7 separate regions of the Homo sapiens genome follow, and all the other regions are linked to region 5. A link is a contact called in ENCODE Hi-C or POLR2A ChIA-PET data. All regions are on one chromosome and are shown on one strand. The core of a region is the stretch at or near the end of the contact, and the rest is flanking DNA. Distances in the headings are between cores, read along the strand shown.

Evidence for each region. A loop is a pair of places that touch in the nucleus more often than their neighbours do. ChIA-PET counts read pairs that join two places held with the same protein, here RNA polymerase II (POLR2A). Pooled maps may share reads with other maps.
Region 1: a map of CD8-positive, alpha-beta T cell shows a loop between it and region 5 (11-fold over the local background). The contact joins the promoter of SCOC-AS1 here to the promoter of SMARCA5 in region 5. A Hi-C loop is called at or near these places in 6 of 168 maps with a recorded cell type or tissue (B cell, CD4-positive, alpha-beta memory T cell, CD8-positive, alpha-beta T cell and 1 more), 2 of 37 single-sample maps with no recorded cell type and 16 of 50 pooled maps.
Region 2: a map of naive thymus-derived CD4-positive, alpha-beta T cell shows a loop between it and region 5 (38-fold over the local background). The contact joins the promoter of NR3C2 here to the promoter of SMARCA5 in region 5. A Hi-C loop is called at or near these places in 2 of 168 maps with a recorded cell type or tissue (both naive thymus-derived CD4-positive, alpha-beta T cell) and 14 of 50 pooled maps. POLR2A ChIA-PET finds 5 or more read pairs at or near these places in 2 of 52 experiments (PC-9 and naive thymus-derived CD8-positive, alpha-beta T cell).
Region 3: a map of gastrocnemius medialis shows a loop between it and region 5 (19-fold over the local background). The contact joins the promoter of RAB33B-AS1 here to the promoter of SMARCA5 in region 5. A Hi-C loop is called at or near these places in 7 of 168 maps with a recorded cell type or tissue (CD14-positive monocyte, CD4-positive, alpha-beta memory T cell, CD8-positive, alpha-beta T cell and 2 more), 2 of 37 single-sample maps with no recorded cell type and 15 of 50 pooled maps. POLR2A ChIA-PET finds 5 or more read pairs at or near these places in 1 of 52 experiments (T-cell).
Region 4: a loop to region 5 is called in a map of CD4-positive, alpha-beta T cell, with 8 times the contacts of the local background. The contact joins the promoter of SETD7 here to the promoter of SMARCA5 in region 5. A Hi-C loop is called at or near these places in 3 of 168 maps with a recorded cell type or tissue (CD4-positive, alpha-beta T cell and naive thymus-derived CD4-positive, alpha-beta T cell) and 9 of 50 pooled maps. POLR2A ChIA-PET finds 5 or more read pairs at or near these places in 2 of 52 experiments (T-cell and activated CD4-positive, alpha-beta T cell).
Region 6: a loop to region 5 is called in a map of CD4-positive, alpha-beta memory T cell, with 11 times the contacts of the local background. The contact joins the promoter of ELF2 here to the promoter of SMARCA5 in region 5. A Hi-C loop is called at or near these places in 2 of 168 maps with a recorded cell type or tissue (CD4-positive, alpha-beta T cell and CD4-positive, alpha-beta memory T cell) and 9 of 50 pooled maps.
Region 7: a map of CD8-positive, alpha-beta T cell shows a loop between it and region 5 (14-fold over the local background). The contact joins the promoter of MAML3 here to the promoter of SMARCA5 in region 5. A Hi-C loop is called at or near these places in 2 of 168 maps with a recorded cell type or tissue (CD4-positive, alpha-beta T cell and CD8-positive, alpha-beta T cell) and 10 of 50 pooled maps. POLR2A ChIA-PET finds 5 or more read pairs at or near these places in 1 of 52 experiments (naive thymus-derived CD4-positive, alpha-beta T cell).

What each region holds. Positions count from the first base shown.
Region 1 is chr4:140,372,138-140,374,837 of GRCh38, forward strand. SCOC-AS1 (SCOC antisense RNA 1) reads right to left here and starts at 1,255. Exons shown (of 5, transcript NR_033939.1): 1 at 1,126-1,255. It overlaps SCOC (short coiled-coil protein), which reads left to right and starts at 1,509. Exons shown (of 4, transcript NM_001153484.2): 1 at 1,509-1,580. RefSeq lists enhancers at 1,192-1,693, 1,389-1,438 and a silencer at 1,599-1,798.
Region 2 is chr4:148,441,150-148,443,849 of GRCh38, forward strand. It overlaps NR3C2 (nuclear receptor subfamily 3 group C member 2), which reads right to left and starts at 1,265. Exons shown (of 9, transcript NM_000901.5): 1 at 1,011-1,265. RefSeq lists a silencer at 1,173-1,462.
Region 3 is chr4:139,452,635-139,455,334 of GRCh38, forward strand. It overlaps RAB33B-AS1 (RAB33B antisense RNA 1), which reads right to left and starts at 1,407. Exons shown (of 1, transcript NR_159964.1): 1 at 1-1,407. RAB33B (RAB33B, member RAS oncogene family) reads left to right here and starts at 1,487. Exons shown (of 2, transcript NM_031296.3): 1 at 1,487-1,810. The coding sequence starts at 1,562. RefSeq lists enhancers at 775-1,114, 1,735-1,784 and a silencer at 1,185-1,514.
Region 4 is chr4:139,554,906-139,557,605 of GRCh38, forward strand. It overlaps SETD7 (SET domain containing 7, histone lysine methyltransferase), which reads right to left and starts at 1,314. Exons shown (of 8, transcript NM_030648.4): 1 at 1,193-1,314. The coding sequence starts at 1,232. RefSeq lists silencers at 622-811, 942-1,111, 1,172-1,231, 1,452-1,561 and an enhancer at 2,302-2,471.
Region 5 is chr4:143,512,369-143,515,068 of GRCh38, forward strand. SMARCA5 (SNF2 related chromatin remodeling ATPase 5) reads left to right here and starts at 1,334. Exons shown (of 24, transcript NM_003601.4): 1 at 1,334-1,733. The coding sequence starts at 1,557. SMARCA5-AS1 (SMARCA5 antisense RNA 1) reads right to left here and starts at 2,469. Exons shown (of 2, transcript NR_104027.1): 1 at 2,077-2,469; 2 at 1,104-1,857. RefSeq lists enhancers at 765-814, 835-924, 955-1,024, 1,055-1,424, 1,715-1,774 and 1 more.
Region 6 is chr4:139,175,770-139,178,543 of GRCh38, forward strand. ELF2 (E74 like ETS transcription factor 2) reads right to left here and starts at 1,449. Exons shown (of 10, transcript NM_001331036.3): 1 at 1,198-1,449. It overlaps LOC105379412 (a long non-coding RNA gene), which reads left to right and starts at 386. Exons shown (of 4, transcript XR_007058273.1): 1 at 386-579. RefSeq lists an enhancer at 420-469 and silencers at 1,070-2,029, 2,040-2,419.
Region 7 is chr4:140,152,827-140,155,526 of GRCh38, forward strand. MAML3 (mastermind like transcriptional coactivator 3) reads right to left here and starts at 1,358. Exons shown (of 5, transcript NM_018717.5): 1 at 34-1,358. The coding sequence starts at 501.

The DNA.
Region 1 (2,700 bases), core at 5-2,504, 3.1 Mb before region 5:
TAGGTATACAGTTTTAGTTTGGCAAGATGAAAAGAGAGATTGGTTCTGGAGATTGGTTGGAGAACAATGTGGAATGTATCTTATACTACTGAAGTTAAAAATGGTTAAGATGGTAAATTTTATTCTATGTATATTTCACTACAATTAAAAATATTTAAAAATACTGTTCTAGCAAAAACAAAAGGTTGCTTTTAATAGTTTCTCTTGATCTTTGGTGTCCTGCAATTTCACCGTTGCATAGAATTCTTATATTAATCCTGCTCAAGAATAAGTACTTCTTGAATCTGAAAATTCAAATATTCCACAATCTTGGAAAATTCTTAGTTATTACTCTTTGAATACTGCCTGCATCCATTCTCTCTAGTCTCTCTTTTTTGGCACTCCTATTAGATTTATGTTGGATTTTTTTTCATTTATTTAGCTCCTACATTGCATTCTAGTAAATTTCCTCAAACTGAATATTGCAGTCGCAGCCAAATGCATAGTTCTCAAAACACTGAATAGAAGATATTTTTATATAGCTCTTAAAATGATTAAGGCGATGTGTCAGCAAACTGTGCCAGAAGTAAAAAGTCAAGAAACAGGGAGACATAAGGCTTGTCTCTACAGCTTAGGAGGCTGTGCCAAAGCCAAAATAATAATGTATTGCTGTGGATGTCTACCTTGTACTCAACGAATATTAAAGCAGGATGCCGCTTTGTGTCAAGTACTAGATTACGATGAACGGTGTCACGAAGAACACTCCACTCTTGATACCGTATATGTGACCTTGAGCAAGAAATGTGTTCACGCTCAGGCTTCAGTTCCTTTCTGTGGGTTGCTGTGAGGCTCCACAGGGGTAAGGTAAGCACAAGTGCTATGCCTCAGTACCACTAGGGTATTTTCTCAATTCTAAAATATTAAATGGCCACGCACTACAGATTTAATAATAGTTTCGGAGGAGGGGCGTGAGGAGAGGAACATTCCACTAGCTCAACTATAAGCTTTCCGATTTCGGAAATAAGAAAAATATGAAAAAGTCTGCTTTTAGAATTAAGGAACGACGGTGTCGCGTTGACTTTCTCTGCTTGGTTCGCAAACGCTCTTTTCTCGAACTTGAATGACTTCTCTGTCGCTCATACCAACCTCTTTCCTGAATGACTTCTCTGTCGCTCATACCAGCCTCTTTCCTGATTTTCCACACTGGGATTCTCACTCCAATTCTCAGGTTTCCTGATAGACCTGATGAGCCGCTTCACCAGCGCCGCTTAGCTTCGCTTCTTTACTGTCATTGGCTGTCGCTGTTCCAGGTCCCGCCCACAGCGACCTCAATCCTGATTGGATGTCAGTGTCCTTTTGTTATGGCAAAGGTGGATCCCGGTGCTTTGAGATTGGACGACTGGGGTGAGGCGGGCAGCTAATGCGCAGGCGTGTATTCTCGAGTCAGGATTGGCGGGCGAGCGGCTGGGACGGGATGGGATTCTTCTCACGGCGCACGTTCTGTGGGCGGAGTGGGCGGAGCTGCCGGGGTCAGTTGGTCCAAGTGTCCCGGCCTGAGGTGTCGGCCGGATCCCTCCTTCTCCCGGCGCCTCAAGCGGAAGGTGAGGGCCGTCCCGGGCAGCGGAGGGCCTGGCCCCAGGCGACTAGAGCTGCATCCTCAGTACCTCCGAGGGCCTGGAGGGCGGGGCGGGCTGGACGCGGCCCTGCGCACCGGGGGCCCGGGAGGAGCGGTCTCGGGCCTGGGCATTTGGTGGGCGGCGGAGGCCTGGCTCCCGGCAGAACCCTTGCGCGACCTCTTTTTCTCCTGTTTTCGTTGTCAGGCCCAGGCGTTCTTTGGGAGAGGGACCTCTCGCGGTCCCTGACGCAGACATCGTGTAGCTTTCTCCCCGCAGCTCCTGGGTCGGGAGCCGCTTTGCAGCTCTCGGCTCTGGAATTGGACTGCGGGAGGGGCGTTTGGGTGGAATGGGACCTGGCACGCCTGGACCTTCCCGTGGCTGCTCTGCGAGAGCCTGAGAGATGGGAGGGGAGGCTGAGGTGGGGAGGGAGCCTAGAGAGCCGTAAAATAAGGATTGGACCATTTTTCCAGGCGGCGAAAGCGGCACCTGGGTTTGTTTCCTGATCGTCTTCTCCCCCAGAGTCCTGCTGAACAAGTTTTGGGAAGAAAGGTTTGGAAAGGAGAAAGAGGATACATTCCTGAAAGGCAGGGCTTCTGTTATACAGTGTGTCAACCTCACACTATTACGCAACAATAAGGACAGATGCCATTCCAGGTTGCCAACACGTTTTCTATGCCCGAGGACCCAAAGCTGTGCCCATGTATTCTGGTACCTCTATTCCTGATTAAAATCAGTGTAGCTAGCCATTCTCTGAGAGTATAGCTTCCATTTAAATCCTCATTTGGCCAAACAGTTCCTTGATCTTGTGGAATTTGAAACTGGATTTATTTAACCAGGACAAGTCAAAGCAGAACTTGAACAGATCTGAACAGACATTATATTGAAGTTCCGTAGCTTGAAGGGAATGGAGTTTATTTTCAGTTGCTTAGTAAAGATTCCAGAGGAGTTTGACATCAGTGGTAGCAAAATGTTTGGCAAACTTAAGATTAGGGCCATATTAAAGTTTTTTCCATTGCATAATGGAAAAAGCATGGACTGTGAAGTTAGACCTGGGTTCAAATTCTTGGTAGAGACATTGGCTGTGAAACCTCTGAAACAGCTTTTC
Region 2 (2,700 bases), core at 15-2,514, 4.9 Mb after region 5:
TCACCTAATTTACCGAGCCACCTGATCTTTCCAAAAATCGCCAAACAAAACTATGCCTCCCTTAAAGGAAAAAGCTCCACTTTAAATTATTTTTTAAAACTTCTCCTCTCAAGCTTTTCCATGATAGCTGCCACGATGTCAAACATAAAATTTAAACTTCACAGCAGGACTTCACAGATGGAGAATGCTGTTATCATTACTATGTAAATATCATCAATAACAGCACCTAGAGAAATGGCAATACAAAATGTTAGGAAGCAATTTGGTGCCTTTAAAATTCGGCGGTTTCAAAAGCTCGTCTGCTATCAAAAGTTTTCCTAACTCCTATGTCATAATAAATAATTAAAACTGATGGTGCCATAAACCATTATTATTTAAACCTGGTCTTTTTAAATTGAGTAGGCAAAGCCACGCACCTAAAATTCAGTAGCAGAGTAAGGATGCCACCAAAAGAAGCTTCGTCCCCTTCTCCCTTGCCCTTAAAATTCCAACTGATGCCATAGGAAGCGTAGCCTGTCTCAAGAGTTTCGCGAATGCTAGCGAACGGGAAATGCACGAATTTCCAGAGCCCCTTTTATACAGGATCTATTAGGATCTATATCTCCTTCAACTGCCCTTATGCGCTACACCTCCGGCTGAGATTTGGGAGCGTCCGCAATTGATAAAGGAAAGAAATATTATTCAAACGTCCTTTAAAAATTGTACAGGGAAAATGATCCGAAATTCATCTTTGGGTAAAGGGAAGGGTGGTAGACCTCCCACTGCCAAAGGCAGTTAAAAGCTGCTAGTTAGAGGGCATTTATCCAAAGTGGCCAAACTTTCCCAAAATAGTCCTCTGGCGGCCAAAGGGGGAGAAAAGTGGAAAACCAAAACAAAACAACAAGCACACAGCACCATACTGACTGTGCCTCCGGATTACGCAGCCACTTCTCCCTGCAAAGTGCACGCTCCCGCGCCGCGGCCGCACGCCGAGCACGGCAAGCGGTGCCCCGCCGCGCGCCCCTACACACCTGCCTCGGCCGGGGTCCGTCTCTCGCCGTCTACCTGTTGCAGCGCTTGCCACCGCCACGAAACCCCTGCTGCGGAGCCCCCCTAAATCCAACCACATCCAGGCCAGCGAGTGCCGCTCTCCCTGCAGCGGGAGAGCCCGAGGCAGCAACGCTCTTGCACCCAGGTGACTGACTGCACGGGCTTCCTCTGAGCAGCCTGAAGTTGGCTCCCGTCTCCCGGGCCCAATGACACCCCGGGCGCGGAGGGGCTGAGAGGAGGGGGCAGGGGCAGGGGCAGGGCCAGGGCGGGCAAAAAAGGGAGGGAGAGAGGGCGGGCGAAAGCCCGGAGGGGGAGTGGGCCAGCTGGAGGGCTGGCCCTTTTAAAAGCGGGTCACATGTCCAGATAAAGTTCAGGTTGCTATCCCGCCCCCCTGAACCCTTCCTATTGGCCCGAAGAGAAGCAAGGCTCCACGCCGCACGGGTCAGGCGGGCTTCTTATTGGACAATCCAGGCTGTCAGTCACCAGGCGGGCGACATGACTGATACAAAGTTGCTGCGACACAGCCTGGACTCGGCAGCTTCCTTAAAGCCGCAGCCGCGGCGGGAGCTTGGGGTGCCGGGCGGTGGCTACATCAGGCGGCCTCCGCACGCTGCCCCCACCCCCATCGCTCGGCCGCCCCAAACTTGCTTACGTCCACCCTGCTCTCCTTCTGACCGACCCCAGGATATCTGGAGAGATGTGAAAAGTGTGCTGACGCGGAAGAAGTCGGTTTTTCCGCGAGCAAAGTGTCGTCCCCTCACGCTCTCCACCTGCAGCTCCAGGTGAGCTGCAGCCCAGACCCTGGCGCCGCCCAACAGCGTCCGCGCGCGGGGAGGACTCTGGGTGGGCTTCACCCGACCCTCGAGGTTCCTCTCCCAGCCCCTTTCCACTGTCTCCAGAGTTACCTCTCAGCAGAGCAGCAGCAGCCTTCGCTGCCAGCGAGCAAGACGATCACGTTCACTCGATTTGAATTTAGTTGTTTTAACCGTGCTGGAAAAACCCTTTAAACACAGCTTTCCTCCCATCCCTTAGACCCCTAACACCAAAAAAAAAAAAAAAAAAAAAAAAAAAAAAAAGAGAGAGAGAGAAAGATAAATGAAAGAAGTGGCAGGGTCAAGAGCTGCTCCTCTACTTCCTTATAATTTTGTCACTGTACTTACTACTTTAGTATTGGATTTTTCCACTAGTTCAATTTGAAAGCAAGCTTACCATCGAGGATATTCACGTTATAATGGGTGGAGGGGGTGGGTCACATAAGTGGGAGAAACAGACAGGAGGGGGGAAGGAACCAAACTGTTTTCTAAGGATCGGTTGTCTGCATGAAGAAATTTCGGTTTCCCTCCAACCGCCCCCTCCTCGATTCTCCTCCCGCCCACCCAAATGCTGCAGTTACTAAGCAAAAGGATGGGGTTCCTAACTTTGATTTCTAAGGACTTTTAGGCTTCTCATGTAAGGCCCCGTTTTAGGCTCCCCGCTGGCCCGGAGTCAGCATCAGTGACGTATACACCTAAATCTGGTCCCCCGGCCCTCGGCGACCCGCAGCCCGGCGGCGGCAGCTGTGCGGCCTCCCGCCTCACCCTCGCTTCGCGCCCGCCAAAGCCCGAGGCGGGGGACCGGGGGACACCCTGTGCCCAAAGGCCCCTCCTCTCCTTAACAGTTAGTTAAGCTCCG
Region 3 (2,700 bases), core at 157-2,656, 4.1 Mb before region 5:
TAAACTTTTTTTCTAGTGAACATAACTTGATATATTAGTGACTGTAGAAAGTCTTTCTACAGCAACAGGAATTATATCAAGGCTTTTGCAAATTCCTGGCAACTCCGGGCATGTTTAAGTTCTACTACTCATCTGTTCTGACTATATTTTCATCTGATGGAATAAGCAGTTCATCTCCTTTCCTAGAACTTTTAGTGCTCTACTGTCCCCCTCACTTTAGTTAAGGTCTGCCATGTCCTCCTCTCCGACAGTCCTTGACTTTCCCAATGGCATATTCATCTGCTCAAACAGATGTCACTGCAAAACAAAACAAACTTTTAACAAAAAGCAATGTTTGCATATTTGGGGCCTTTTGTATGACAATATTGCACGTTTCCTCAGAAAAATTCACGGAGATTCTTTAAGGTTGGGGGTTTAATCTATTGATATTTTCCTTAGGTAGACAAAGACAACCTCTAAGTGCGCTCAGTTAATCTTTAACCGCTACATCATCGTCACCCAGGCACTAAGACATAACTAGGGCATAATGAGTTTTATTTCCACCAGGGGCGCCTAGTAACTACCAGGTTCAACGCTCCCAGGTGGCCGACATGTGATGTGCTCTACTGTTTGGGCTGGGGATATTAGCTCAACAAACTCTGGCCACAAGGATCACGCGGATATTCTTGGGGATGCCTAGCGAAATGCGCTGTACCTAGGCCTCGAACTCTCGCCTGCTCTCCGGTGGGCGGTCTCGAACTCCAGCCTGCTCTCCGGCAGCCCACAGCAATGCGCCTGCCAAGACCTTAGGCTGCAAAACTCGCCACGGCCCAGAGCTCGCCTCCAAGTGCGCCCCGCACAGGGCAAGCTTTCGGCGAGGACTCGCGTCCCACCCATCTAGCCCTGGCCGCTGTCCCAACTCCCGCAGTTCACAGAGGCGGCGGCGGTGAGCGCAGCCGATGCCACATCCTCAGCGGCAAGCTGAAGAAACCTGTCTCCTCTCTGGGGCGACCAAACGATACGTCGATGCCGGAACCGACCCGACGCCGGAGCCGTCGGCTCCGTCCTTACCGTTGCTCTCCAGGTACACGCCCCCGTCAAAGGCGGCTCTGCGGCCCTCTCGCGAGAGAGTGCCCGTGGTACCTCCTTCCTCTCAGTTGTCTGTCTCTCCCCGCCCCCGGAGTGATTGCGCGGCTTCCTCCAGAGGGCGGGAACCTTGGACGTGGCGGGGCTGGGTCAGTCAGGGCGCTGGGCCCAGCCTCTCTGCAGGCTGGCCTTCCGCGCTGCCGTGAAGCCCCCGACAGGTCCCACGCCTGCCTAGGTAGACCGGCGCCAGCCCGAGTGACGCCTGGCGTGTGGCCGCGGGCAGGCGGCTCCGTGCGGCGGGGCGGGCGGGTGCCACACCTGTGCGGGCAAGGGCGGGGCGGGAAGGTGCGCAGGCGCGCTCGGGGCTGGTGGGCGGTGGCTCCTGGGAAGTTGCGCAGCCGAACTGGCCGGCTGGGCGCGCGCTCTTGCGGTGGCGTAATCTCTCAGCCTTTCTGTGTCTCCTTTCCTCCGCCTCAGTTTGGGGCGGGTCGGGGGAATGGCTGAGGAGATGGAGTCGTCGCTCGAGGCAAGCTTTTCGTCCAGCGGGGCAGTGTCAGGGGCCTCAGGGTTTTTGCCTCCTGCCCGCTCCCGCATCTTCAAGATAATCGTGATCGGCGACTCCAATGTGGGCAAGACATGCCTGACCTACCGCTTCTGCGCTGGCCGCTTCCCCGACCGCACCGAGGCCACGATAGGGGTGGATTTCCGAGAACGAGCGGTGGAGATTGATGGGGAGCGCATCAAGGTGAGCGGATGGGGAACTGTTGGGGAGGACAGGGTGACAGGTGTCCCAACCCCACCGTGGGCTGGTCGCTGGCCGTGTGCACGGTGTGTGTGCGCTCCATTTTTTTCTCACGCTGATGAGATTGGAGTTGGGGATTGGAAGGATTGCAATACTGCAAACTTCTAAGGCAGCGTTTCTCAGACTTCATTGTGCATGCGATTTACCTGGGGATCTTGTTTTTGAAAATGCAGGCTATGATTTAATAATCTCGCTGATGATGCAGGTGCAGCTAGTCCGTGGACCACACTTTGAGTTCAGGAGTGTAGGGCTTATCTACCGACCCATTTACTGTGTGTGTCGTGTGCTGGGAGTCAGTCAAATATGAACGGAGGAAAAACAGTGAAATTGCGCGAGAATGGAAAATTCATTTAATCAGTAATAGTTATTAAACATTCATTCGAGCAGTGCCTTAGATGTTGTGGAAGTAAAGCCTATTGCCTTTGAGGAAGTACTTAGGTATTCTCTTGCATACAGTTTTGCTGTAGTAGTTTCTTTATGATACTGATTTTAGAAAAATCTATTTTCCTGCAGAAACATTCTATATGTGATAGTTCCTACTCAGGTTGCCAAAAGCATTTCTCATGATGCCACCTCAGACACACGCCCAATTCTTTATTCCCTTTAAGTCGTTATTTTTGGTCCCTGGGACTGGGGACACTGAGTGACAGTAATAGTGGAGAAGGTAGTATAGGCCCCAGGGCAGGTTTGAAGTTCTGAGGGGTTGGAATCTAACAGTGGAATGAGGATCAATGACAAGGCTTAGGCCTCTTGATGGTATAAACCTTAGACACACCTTCATAGCAAGCCACCACTAAATGCCACCTGTTGATGCCACTCCTTAAAACATAGGT
Region 4 (2,700 bases), core at 64-2,563, 4.0 Mb before region 5:
TTTTTTCTTTATCCTTCGTCAGAACTTGTGTTTATACAAATCAGACAGAAACCAGATTCAACCAACAGCTAAAAATTATTTACTCACATGCTTAGTTTAAAACATTCTGGTATCATACCACACCACACTGAAAAACATCACGACGTACTGTATGGAGTGGAACCAAATAAATACGCTAAAGAGTATTTTCCAGTATTCGCTGTTACAAAATCATAACATCCTATGATACAAACAACGAGATTGTATAACGTCCCCACATCGTTTTTTCAGAACTAACAAAAAAAAAAAAAAAAAGGTGGAGAAACTCAGCAAAACAAAGTGGCGAGAAAAGTCGGGGGAGGGGCGGTAGAAGAGAAGGGGCGGAGAAACACGACACTGAGGCGGTGATATCACCCACAGCCAACGGCATGGAATTCAGAAAGTTAAGTGTCACCCAGCAATCTCGGTGCGGACTCGCGGCGCGCCTGCACAGCGTGGCGGCTGCATCCCAGCCAAGCAGGAAGGGGGAGGGGGAGGCCTGACTGAGTTCGCTCGGGGGCAGCTGAGGGGAGGGCTGCCCGCCTCCCGGACGGCGCACGTTCGAGTCCCGGGTCGGGAGACTTGTCCGTCGCCCGACAATGATTTCATCTTTTCGGAAGAGCTGCCGCCTGGGCCGCGGCTGCCACGTGCCTGGTCTGGCCCCGTGCGCTGCGCCGGGGGACCTACCCGGACGGGGCCGCGGCCGCCGCGGGGCGCAGAGGCAGCAGAAGGGAAGGGCTGGCGGCCGGGAGGGGATCGGGGTGGCCAAAACTGGGCTAGGGGATTGCTCCGCGGAGTCCGCCGGCCTCAAGGGGCTGCCCTGCGGAGTGCACCCACCCTCCGCGCCCAAAGGCGGAAAGGCCAGAGCGCGGGGCAGGTTTCGCAACTCCGAGGGTGGATGCAGGCTGTGGCCGGGCGGGATGGAGCGGCCGTGCGTTTCCAGCGCCCCCGGCCTGGCGGAGCCCCATTCTCGGCCTGCGCCCCGCCGCGCAGTGCGCGCTCCCGGCGGCGTGACCGTGGCTGTCGGGCCCCCGCCCGAGCCGGGCAACCGGCCACCCGTGTAGGGGACAGTGGCGGCCGCGGGGCCCGGCGCCGCGCTGTTCGCAGCCCGCCACTCCTTCCGCGCTCCAGGCCCTCTGCGCCTCCTCCCCCGGCCCCGGAGAAATGCTTGTACCTTCCACCGCCTCCTCCACCATCTCGTCGTCGCTATCCATGGCGGCTGGGGACACTGCCCAGCTCGGGGCTGCGCGGCTGCCTCCCGTCCCTCTGGGTGCTCCCGGCGGCTGAGCGAGCTCTGGGGCTCGCGAGTTTGGAGGAGGAGGAGGAAGAGGAGGAGCAGTCGGGGCTGGCTCGCACTGCCTCCCCCTACAGCCCTTTCAATTCCTTGGCCTTCAGCTGCTGCGGCAGCAGCCGTCGTCCCCCCTCCCTTCGCCCACTTGCCCCTCGCCTCGGAGGCTCCGGTGTGCCGCCTTGGCCGCTGCCGCTGCTGCAACTTTCTCCTGTAATACCCTCTCTTTGTTATCGAGCAGCTGATCCGCTGACATCACCCAGCGCCGGTGCGCTCCCTCCCTCGCTGATTGACAGTTCCCTGTCCCTTTCCAGAAGTAAGGCTCCTTAAAACGAAAGGCGCTCCGGGGCCGCGCGTATTCCGCGTCCCAGCCAACCCGCCTCCGGCCCGTCAGCGTTTCTCTTTTGCTTAGGTGCGGCTTGGCGCGCCCCGAGCGCTCAACGCGGTCCTGGGCGCTGCGGGCTTCTCGCGGACACTTGGACCGCCCGTAGGGGCTCCGAGCTCCCGACCTCCCGTTGTGCCGGGAGCAACTTGAAAGTCCGTCGTGCACTGTCCGTGTTCCCTCGAGACAACCTCCAAAGTGCCAGGGAAGCTAAGGAAGCGTTTCTGACGCTCTGGCGCCTGGACTTCCTCTCACCCTCGCCCCCACATCACCCCGTCGCCACCGGGAGCTGCACGAGTGCGACACGCAAGGGAGCGCAGGTGTCCTCGCGGTCCCGCATCACATCCGCAAGCCGATTTCCCCAGCTCGGGGGCTGTTATCTGGCCCGGATTCCGCAGGATGGCGGGTCCACCCCAGCGCCCCCACTCCCCGCCCTCCTTCGGGTCGCCAGGCCCTCGGGTGATTCAGAAATTCATCAAATCCAAATGGCAGCGGGCTCTCTGTCAGGCAGGAAACAAGCCGCACCGAAGGCTCGGCAGGTTCCTCCTTGCTGCTGTGGTAATGGAAAAGGAGCCGCCGAGTGGAGCTAACGAGGAAGGAAGGACCCTCCGTCTGGCGCGCCTCTTTCCCGCGCCTCCCGCCCTGTACGTGTGATGTCCCCAGCTGTCTCTCTGTTTCTCCAAGTGCCAACCACTTCACAGATTCAGGCGTCCTCAAGTGGAGAAAACCATTGGGCACCCGGCTTCCGGCCCGGCCACTTAGTGTCGTTATGGCGCTGCCTCTTACAGGTGGCGGTAAAGGGCGACTGTAAATAGCCGATTAAACAGATGTAAATGTACACAATGTACCGTGGAATTACCGGGTGCCGCTCTGGGCACCCGCCAAGAACAGCTACTGCATGGAGGGGAGGAGGGAGCAAAAAAAAAGTAATTCCATTTTGTTTTCTGATCAATGAATGAGACTTTGGGGATTTCAAAATACTTCCAGCGCCCAGGAGACTACTCCTTGCTTT
Region 5 (2,700 bases), core at 84-2,583:
ACATTTCCTTATAGTCTAAGAACTAGCATTTCTAGTGGAGTGGGGACATTTTTCCAGATGTCCATTTAAGAATTATCATTCCATTAGTTAAAAAATTTGCAGGCTATATATTCAAAGGGGATCCCTTCTGTTTGGAATTCAACATAACCAGTTAGCTCAAACCTCAACTCTCGAAAAATGTGTCTCCTTTACTCAACAAACATTTAGAGAATACTGAATATGAGGAATAAAAAAAGATAAAAAAGACCCTGTACTGGGCAGGTAATCTACTGTAGTATGCAGATTCGTTATCAAACAGACTACAATGTATTTAAATTTTGTAGGCGATGAATGCACAAGGCCCTTAAGCTGCATTGAAGGCTGCCTAAGGCAGTATACAAAATCAGTGCTGAATATTTGTTAACACTTAAGGAGAATGTACGTTTTAATTTTCATGTTTGATGCTTGGGGAAAAGATTACATCGCACCACCTATCTTCCCCATATATTGATTATTCGTGTTTCTCACTTCCATGGTAGTGTGCACGTTATTTGCTTAACTTTGGCATATAAATTCAGAAGAAATATCATTTAACTCTGTGCCTAAGGAGGGTATTTAGAAATAACCGACGCAGCTAACATGAGAAGGCAAAAAAAAAAAAAAAGAAAAAAGAAAAAAATCACACTAACGGACTTTTTTTTTTTTTCTAACAACAAAAAACCGTGAGACTTCACTTGGGGTAACCATAACGTCGTCAAGGCTGTGGCGTCACGCCTCTAAGCGGATACGGCAGAAGTTTTGGGGCCAGACACAAGACTTCCAAGTTTGAATGGGCAGCGCAAAACCCAGACAAGTTTTCCGGTAGTGCCGCCAACCCCTGTCAGGCACAGAAGACACAGCGAGAACCGTGAGCCGTTACGAAAGCCTAAAACACTGAGCTCGCGTCCTGCCAAGCAGCAGGCGCACAAACCTACACCTCCGAGCGCTCCCTGGAGGTCCCGCCCACTCTTCTCTCCCGAGCCGGCTAGAGATCTGGAAGAGGGCGGGCCAAGGGTGAGGAGGGCAGTATGCGCATGCGCGCTCAGGACCCAGTCAGTGAGCCAATAAGGAATCTCGCGAGTGTTGAAAGTCGGTGGCGTAGGTCGTCGTCCTGGATGCTGGCGAGATAGATGTTATCTTCCAGAGGAAGAGGAGGAGGCGGCGAAGCGTTTTCCCAGCCTCAGTCTCTCTTTCGTTTTCCTTTTCCCTTCCCCCAACCCTCCGCCCTTCTCTAAATCAGCCGGCCTTCCTTGACCTCAGTGACCCGTCTGGCCCCGCCCACCCTCGTCGACGTGATTCCCGCCGTGAGGTAAGCGCCGGTGGAACCTAGAGCCCCGCGGAAGAGCAGAACGTTTGGGAGTGTGCAGCTCCTGGGCCCGGCTCAGGCCCGTCGCGGAGGCGCGGCGCAGGGGAGCGCTCGGGTGGGAGTCTCGCTCCTCCACCAGTTTATTGCGACGTAGCATCCAGGCCTAGGCCTCCCCGTCCATCCCCGCCGGACTCGGGCCTCTGGCAGCAGCGGGTGACGCAGACGGAACATCATGTCGTCCGCGGCCGAGCCTCCGCCACCCCCGCCTCCCGAGAGCGCGCCTTCCAAGCCCGCAGCCTCGATCGCCAGCGGCGGGAGCAACAGCAGCAACAAAGGCGGCCCCGAAGGCGTCGCGGCGCAGGCGGTTGCGTCTGCGGCCAGCGCTGGTCCCGCAGACGCCGAGATGGAGGTGAGGGCGACTTGCGGCATGGGGAGCGGGTGCAGCGGGGAGGAGGAGCTGGCTCCCTCGCCGGATCGTGGCGATCGGACGCAGAGCCGGGTTTCTCTCTCTGCACCAGACTCAGCTTCACACCCTGTGGATACGAAATGATGCTCTCACTCTTGCTCCCTTGTTCTTACCCTATTCGAGCTAAGCAAAATGGATTTCTGGCTCCTCACATTTAAATTATTTGTCTCTTTCGTGAATCCTGACAAATATTTGAACGCTCTCAGTGAACAGATGTTCTTGGTTACCGTGGCCCGGGGGACCCATCGTTTTTTTCCCACTAGACTCCCATAATTCCCTCTCCTACCTCTGAATGTGGTTTTTAGTTTCCACCAAACTTCGGGGAAGGGCGAGGAGATGACCCCTTAGGAGCGGGATGCACGGGCGGGGTGAAGGAGGCATTTAAAAGCAGCGCGTCCGAGGACTTGGGCCTCCTTTTCTTCTTCCCGGTCCTTGCAGGGGCGGTATCTGTTGTGGGCAGAAACAATGGCGAGAGCTGGATGGCCGAGTGCGCAGTGGGGATAAGCGGGGCGCAGCTGCTTCTGTGAAGGGAGAGAAGGCCCCTCCCAGGCACTATTCCACTGGAAGGGAAGCAACCAAGGCAGCAGCAGCTGTCTCGGATCCCCCGTCTAATTTAGGGGGGATGAATAAGTGTAGGAATGAATTAGAGAACCAGGCGCAGTTGGTTGGCTCTCAGTCCGGCACTTTTCTCTTTTTGGCCTCTGGCCTTAAGAAAAAAAAAAATTAGTACCACTCGCTGCCGAGACTTATGGGTTTGGGTTGGGCAGGGGATGCTGACAGTACTGAGGGGGCTGGAAAGATGGGGGAAGCTGCCAGGCGGGTAAATTGGATATGCTTCCAGGCTTTGCATCTGGGAACAAAGTAATTGCTCCTTCCAATTTTTATTTTCTTGGCCTTCGACCTGTTTTGA
Region 6 (2,774 bases), core at 199-2,698, 4.3 Mb before region 5:
ATGAACACAAGAAAGGGGGGAATTTTTAACAGTTTTACAATGACGTGTCCCCCTCTTCCTCATTTAATGAAGTACTAAACTTAAAGGCTATTCTGCAGCGAATCTGCCTCCTAGAAAGAGTCCATCCAGGATGCTGGCAGAGGGAAAAAGATTAGAAACTGTGCGATCTGGATTATTCTTGGTGTCACGGAATATTTTTTGAGTCCTTTATGGACATGGAATAAAAATGCCCAAATGGAGCAGAAGAGAGGGCTCGGCTACCCTGATCACAAAGCTCCTGGGGTAGAGTCAGCATCCAGCCCTGGCAGAGCCCTCCCTGTCCTCCTTCCGCGCCCCTAGACCATCCCGTCGCGCGGTCCCTGAGGACCAGCTTCGCGAGGATCCAGAAGGCGGTCACTGGACGTGCCTGTTACGAGCCCGTTTTTGTTTTGCTTAAGAAACAGATTCCGATCCGAGCAAAGCCTCCCTACCTCCCGGGGAATAGGGGGAGATGGCAGCACGGTGCCGGCGTGGAGAGCGAGAATAAAAGAACTGCCGAGTACAACCTGTCGTGCAAGCTAGCAGCGCCGGGAAGGAAAGGTAAGCGGCGGCGATAAGGCACGACAGGGAAGGAAACTGGTGTCCAGCGCCCCCCCCCGCCTGCCCGCCACCCAGAGCGGCCGGAGCCTCCCAGGTCCCGCCCCGAGCTCGCCGCCCAGCCCCGGCGCCGGCCGCAGACTCCCGCCCTACACAAACCCTCCCAGGACGCGCTTCCTCCGGAGCCGGACCCCCGCCCTGGCCTCCCCGCGGGATGAGGCGGGTCAGTTCAGTCCGCTTCTCGGCAGAGGTGACTCGCGCAGAGATGTAAACACGGAGAGACCAGCTGCGCTCGGCCCATCCCCCCCGCCGGGGTCTGTAACCTCTTCCCTCAGCCCTGCCCCGCGCCCCGCGCTCCCCGCGGGCAGGCGCGCAGCGCGCCTTCCCCTTTCTCCAAGTCCCGCTCCGCGACCGTTGCCTGGGGACACTCAGCCCCCTTCCCCCAGCCCCCGGCCGGTGTCACCGCCGCAGCCGCCGGAAAACCCCTCCGCAAACCCCGAAGCAAACAACACAAGCGCGGGGCGGGGGCGCGGAGGGAGGCGGCGGCAGTCGGGACAGCCAGGCTTTATCGCCGCGCCCTTCGCGCTCCCTCTCACCAGCCTCGGCTGCCCGCGCTCTTACCTGCTCTCCGCGACGCCTGGGAAGACCGCGGCGTCCTTTTCCCTCTCAGCAGGGCCGCGGACTAGCCGCCGCCGTTGGCCGAGCGTCCGGAGGGAGCCGGGGCCTCCCCAGCAGCCCGAGCCGCTCCACAGGGAGAGAAGGAGACAAAACAGAGGCTCGCCGCCCCGCGCAGCGACCCCCGCCCGCGCCGCCCCACCGACCCCCAACCGCCTAGGCGACGGCGGCGACACAGAGCTTGGCGCTGGGAGCAATGGTTGCCCCCGCCCCGCTCCGCTCCCGGCCCCCTCCCTCCACCCCCCGCCTCGGCTCCTCCCCCTCGGCCTCCTGCCGCCTCCACCAGGACACTGGAGTCCGCCTCCCCCTCCCCGCCAGCTCAGAGTGCTCCTCCCCTCCCCACGCGGCGGGGGGGCGGGGGCGGCACCGCCAGTCACCGCAGCGCCTGTCAAACGCGGGCCGGCTATTTATACCCCGCGGGGCCCCGCCGCCCTCGGGCCCCCACCAGCCCGCCGAACCTGCTTCTTTTGCTGTCTTGAATCCCGCCCTCTTCTCCTCGCCCAACTTCTCCCAAACCCGCCTTCCCAGGTAAAGACGCTCGTCACTTGTCCGGCTCCTTGCCCAGGGCTCCCCGATCTCGCTCTCCACTCCAGCCCCGGATTGGTGCAGGGGGCTCTGCCGCACGGGGCAGGCGTGTGAGGCCGATGGGGCCGCGCGTGCACCTGCAGCGCCCGCCGGCTTTCCCCCGCCGGCCGGGACCGCACGCACACACCCTCGCCACTCAGGGCCCCCGCAGGCCCCGCCGTCACCGCATCCCCAACTCAGGACTCTCGCCCTTCTCCGGAGACGGCCCCACAGTCGGGCAGTCTGACAGTTACAGGGGGGCGAGGTTTTGCAAAAACTCCTAGCCCGGTCTTTCCAGTTCCCACTCCTCAGCCTTGGCTTAGTGAAAGGTGGGGGTTCGGGCAGGAGCGCGACGCCGGCCCCGCCCCGGCCGGTGACGCACGTGGCGCACCGCCCCGCCAGCCTCGCGCCCCTCGGCGCCGCCAGCTCCTCCTCCCCGCTAGCAAAAGCCGGGCGTAGTACACCCGCGACCCCGCCCCATTCCCAGAAATTACCACCCGCCCAACAGCCCGGCCGCGCGGCGGTTGGTGCCGGCGTTTGCTGGCTGTCGGGTGGCTGGGCCCAGCGCGCAGCTGCGGAGCGCGGCGGGCGGCCCCTTGGAGCTGCCCGGGGAGCTGCGGGCACTCGCACCTAGCCATTGTCGCTCCTTGCGCGGTCCGCAACGGAGAAGTAACTCAAGTCTGAGTGTTGTTGGTGCGAGAATGAGAGAGTGTTCTGGTGTGGGAGTATTTTGGCCCAAGTGCCTGCGAATTCGAAAACGAAAACCCAGCAGTGGCTGCACGCTTCTGGTTTCCACACTTTCACACAAAGGGGAGCCTTCGAGCGGGGCACTCTCACGCGCCTTCAAGTGCACAAAAGCCAATGACACGGTGCCGTGGGTTGCCCTGTGTAGGAGCGTCTCTTTAATGGGCTTTGTAGGCACAGTTAATGCATACAAACGCCTCAGTCTATTTCTTCAC
Region 7 (2,700 bases), core at 108-2,607, 3.4 Mb before region 5:
CGCGCCGCAAGCCCGCTGCCCGTGCGCCCTCACCATGATCAGCGTGTGGTTCCTCTGCTCCGCCGAGGCAGCCTCCGCATCTTGCTGGGGTTTGCTCGGGTGCTGCTGTTTGCCGGTGCCGGCGCCCGATTTCTTGGCCCTCTGCTCCAGGGTCCGCTGGTAGAGGCTCACGGTGTCCCGGCGCTCCAGCTCCAGCTGCTCCACCTGAGCCTGCTGGTACCTGTTCTCGCAGTTGACGTGGTGCCGACGGCAGCCCTCGATGCGCTGGCGGAGCCGCTCCACCACGGTGCTGTGCTTGGGAACGGCCGCCGAACCGCCGCCGGGGCCCCCGGAGCCGCCGCATCCACCGGCTGCCGGGTGATTGCTACTCGGAGCAGCGGGAGTACTATTGGGAGTATTATTCACACCGATCCCGGCCCCGCCGAGGCTGCTGTTCAGGCTACTGTTGATGCAAATACTACTGCCATTCGCGGCAGCAGCGGGGGCTGCGAAATCCCCCATCCTGCTCCCCGGGCACACTATTTTGGAAGAACTTTTTTTATCCACCCCCCTATCAGCCTCCTCCTTGGGTCCAAGGATTAAAATAGTTTAAGTGGAACGCGGGGGAGACGCAAGCACATGGATGGAAACGGCGATCCCGACGGGGCGAAAAAAACGGGGGGGGAGATTTTGGGGTGGTTTTTGTTTCCTTTTTTTAAACTGTAAAAGCTCAAGGGGAAGAAAAGGGGGGAACGTTATCGGAATACCATCAGACACCTATCAACAAAAAGAATCACAACAAACTGAGCCAGCAGCAAATCGGGTTGCAACTCAAGGGGAGATCCGCTCCTTGCTTGCCTTCTTTTTATAATCCATTATTTTCTAATAAATTCCAGGAGATTTCCGGTGGTTGGCAAGCATTTTCTCCCTACATACCGAAAAACACACCCCATGTACACACACAAGCATATGCCTCCAGTGCGGACACGCGCGACACACACTCACTCCACACCGCATCGGAAAACGGCAAGCTTGCTTATTGCATTTTCCTTCCACAAAAAAGTTTTGGTGTTTATGCCGCCCCGTGTTCTCAAAGTACTTTGGCTGCTCAGTTGCATTTCACAGGAACCTAGATATCGAATCCTCGGGCTGGGGGAAGTAAACACATGGACAGTCCGAGGCGACTGCAAAAGTAGATCGGTGAAGTCCTTTGCAAAACGCCGCGCAGAGAGCAGCACCTAACGCTCGGCTGGGCTGCCGCTGCCGCCGCTGCTCCTGCCACCATCACAATGATCAACTGCTCGCCGCCGCCGCCGCCGCCGCCTCCTCCTCCTCCTCTCGCTCCTCCACCTCCTCCTCCTCCTCCATGCCAGCGGAGTGATATCAGGACGCGCGAGCTCAGTAAACACGGCAGCGGCGGCGGCTGGAGGCCGTGAGACAGGCCCGCGGACACGGCGCAAAACCCGGCCCGGACTCTCACCCGGCAGGAGCGGGCGCGGCACGCACCAGCACCCGGCTCCCGTCTCCGTCGCCTCGGCGCCCGGCGCCCCTCCTACGCCCCCAACCACACTACCGCCCCGCCGAGAAGCCCAGAGCCGTCGGCGACGGAGAGAAGAAAGATTCTGGGGGGATCTCAGAAATAAATCAACTTTTGACCTGTGTGTGTGCGTGAGAGCGTGTGTGAGTGTGTGTGTCTGTGTATGCGCGCGCGCGTGCGCGGGGACGCGCCTGGTAGGGTTTCCTTATTCCAAGGAAAGTATCAAGCGATCCCAAGTTGTTGTTATACATTTATGCATTATATTGCAGAACTGTGCATGACCAGGCAGAAACATTGAAGCTTTACAGCAGTTGTCTGTCATCCCTATCCATGTGGAAAGAAAAAGGCAAATGAGTGACTTGTTTTTAAAACCCAGGTAATAAGTCTGCGCTAGTAACAGCGCTACTTACGGACACTTGTTCCAAGTCTAGGCCAGACTGAACACACAAATACCAAATTCTAAATAAATAGAAATAGGCATCAAAAATGTGTAATATTTAACTCACTGTACATAATGATTGTTGTTACTAAGTCAATTATTGTTTTACTTACCCTTGGAAAAAAATAAAGCAAGCAGGGACTTGGAGGTGAGACTAACAGTACATTTAAACAGACTGTTTTGAACACTAGGTGCTAATGACAGCAGTAATTAAGGTCCTTCGTAAATCAAGTGGAAAGATTGCAGATTTCATAGACTAGAACTATAGAAAAAACACAGCATTTCACAGTTTGTCATGACCAAAACAAAAACAAGCAAAAATAACAGGCCTACTTTATTGCTGGATATATTTCTTTCCATTTCAATGAATTCACAATAAGTACAATTAAAATGGACTAGCAACTGCAGAAATCAATCTAAACTTTCCATTTTATTAAAGCACATTATCTTTCCCGATATTATCTAAAAACAAAAATAACAACTAAGGATCAAATATTCTTGAATATGGACTTAAACCATTGCATATACATATTTTTAAAAATTAAGATGGAGAAATTATTATTTCTCTAATAATCAGTAAACTATAAATCTTGATTGTGAGATGTTAATTATAAGTCATTTTGTATTATTTCAATAAATCTTAAGAATTAGTTTTTAGGGTAAAAATACACCCCAGTTTTCTAAAATAGCCAGGAATAAAAGAACTTTGGATCTTATGCATTAGTCATGAGATCTGATTTAAACC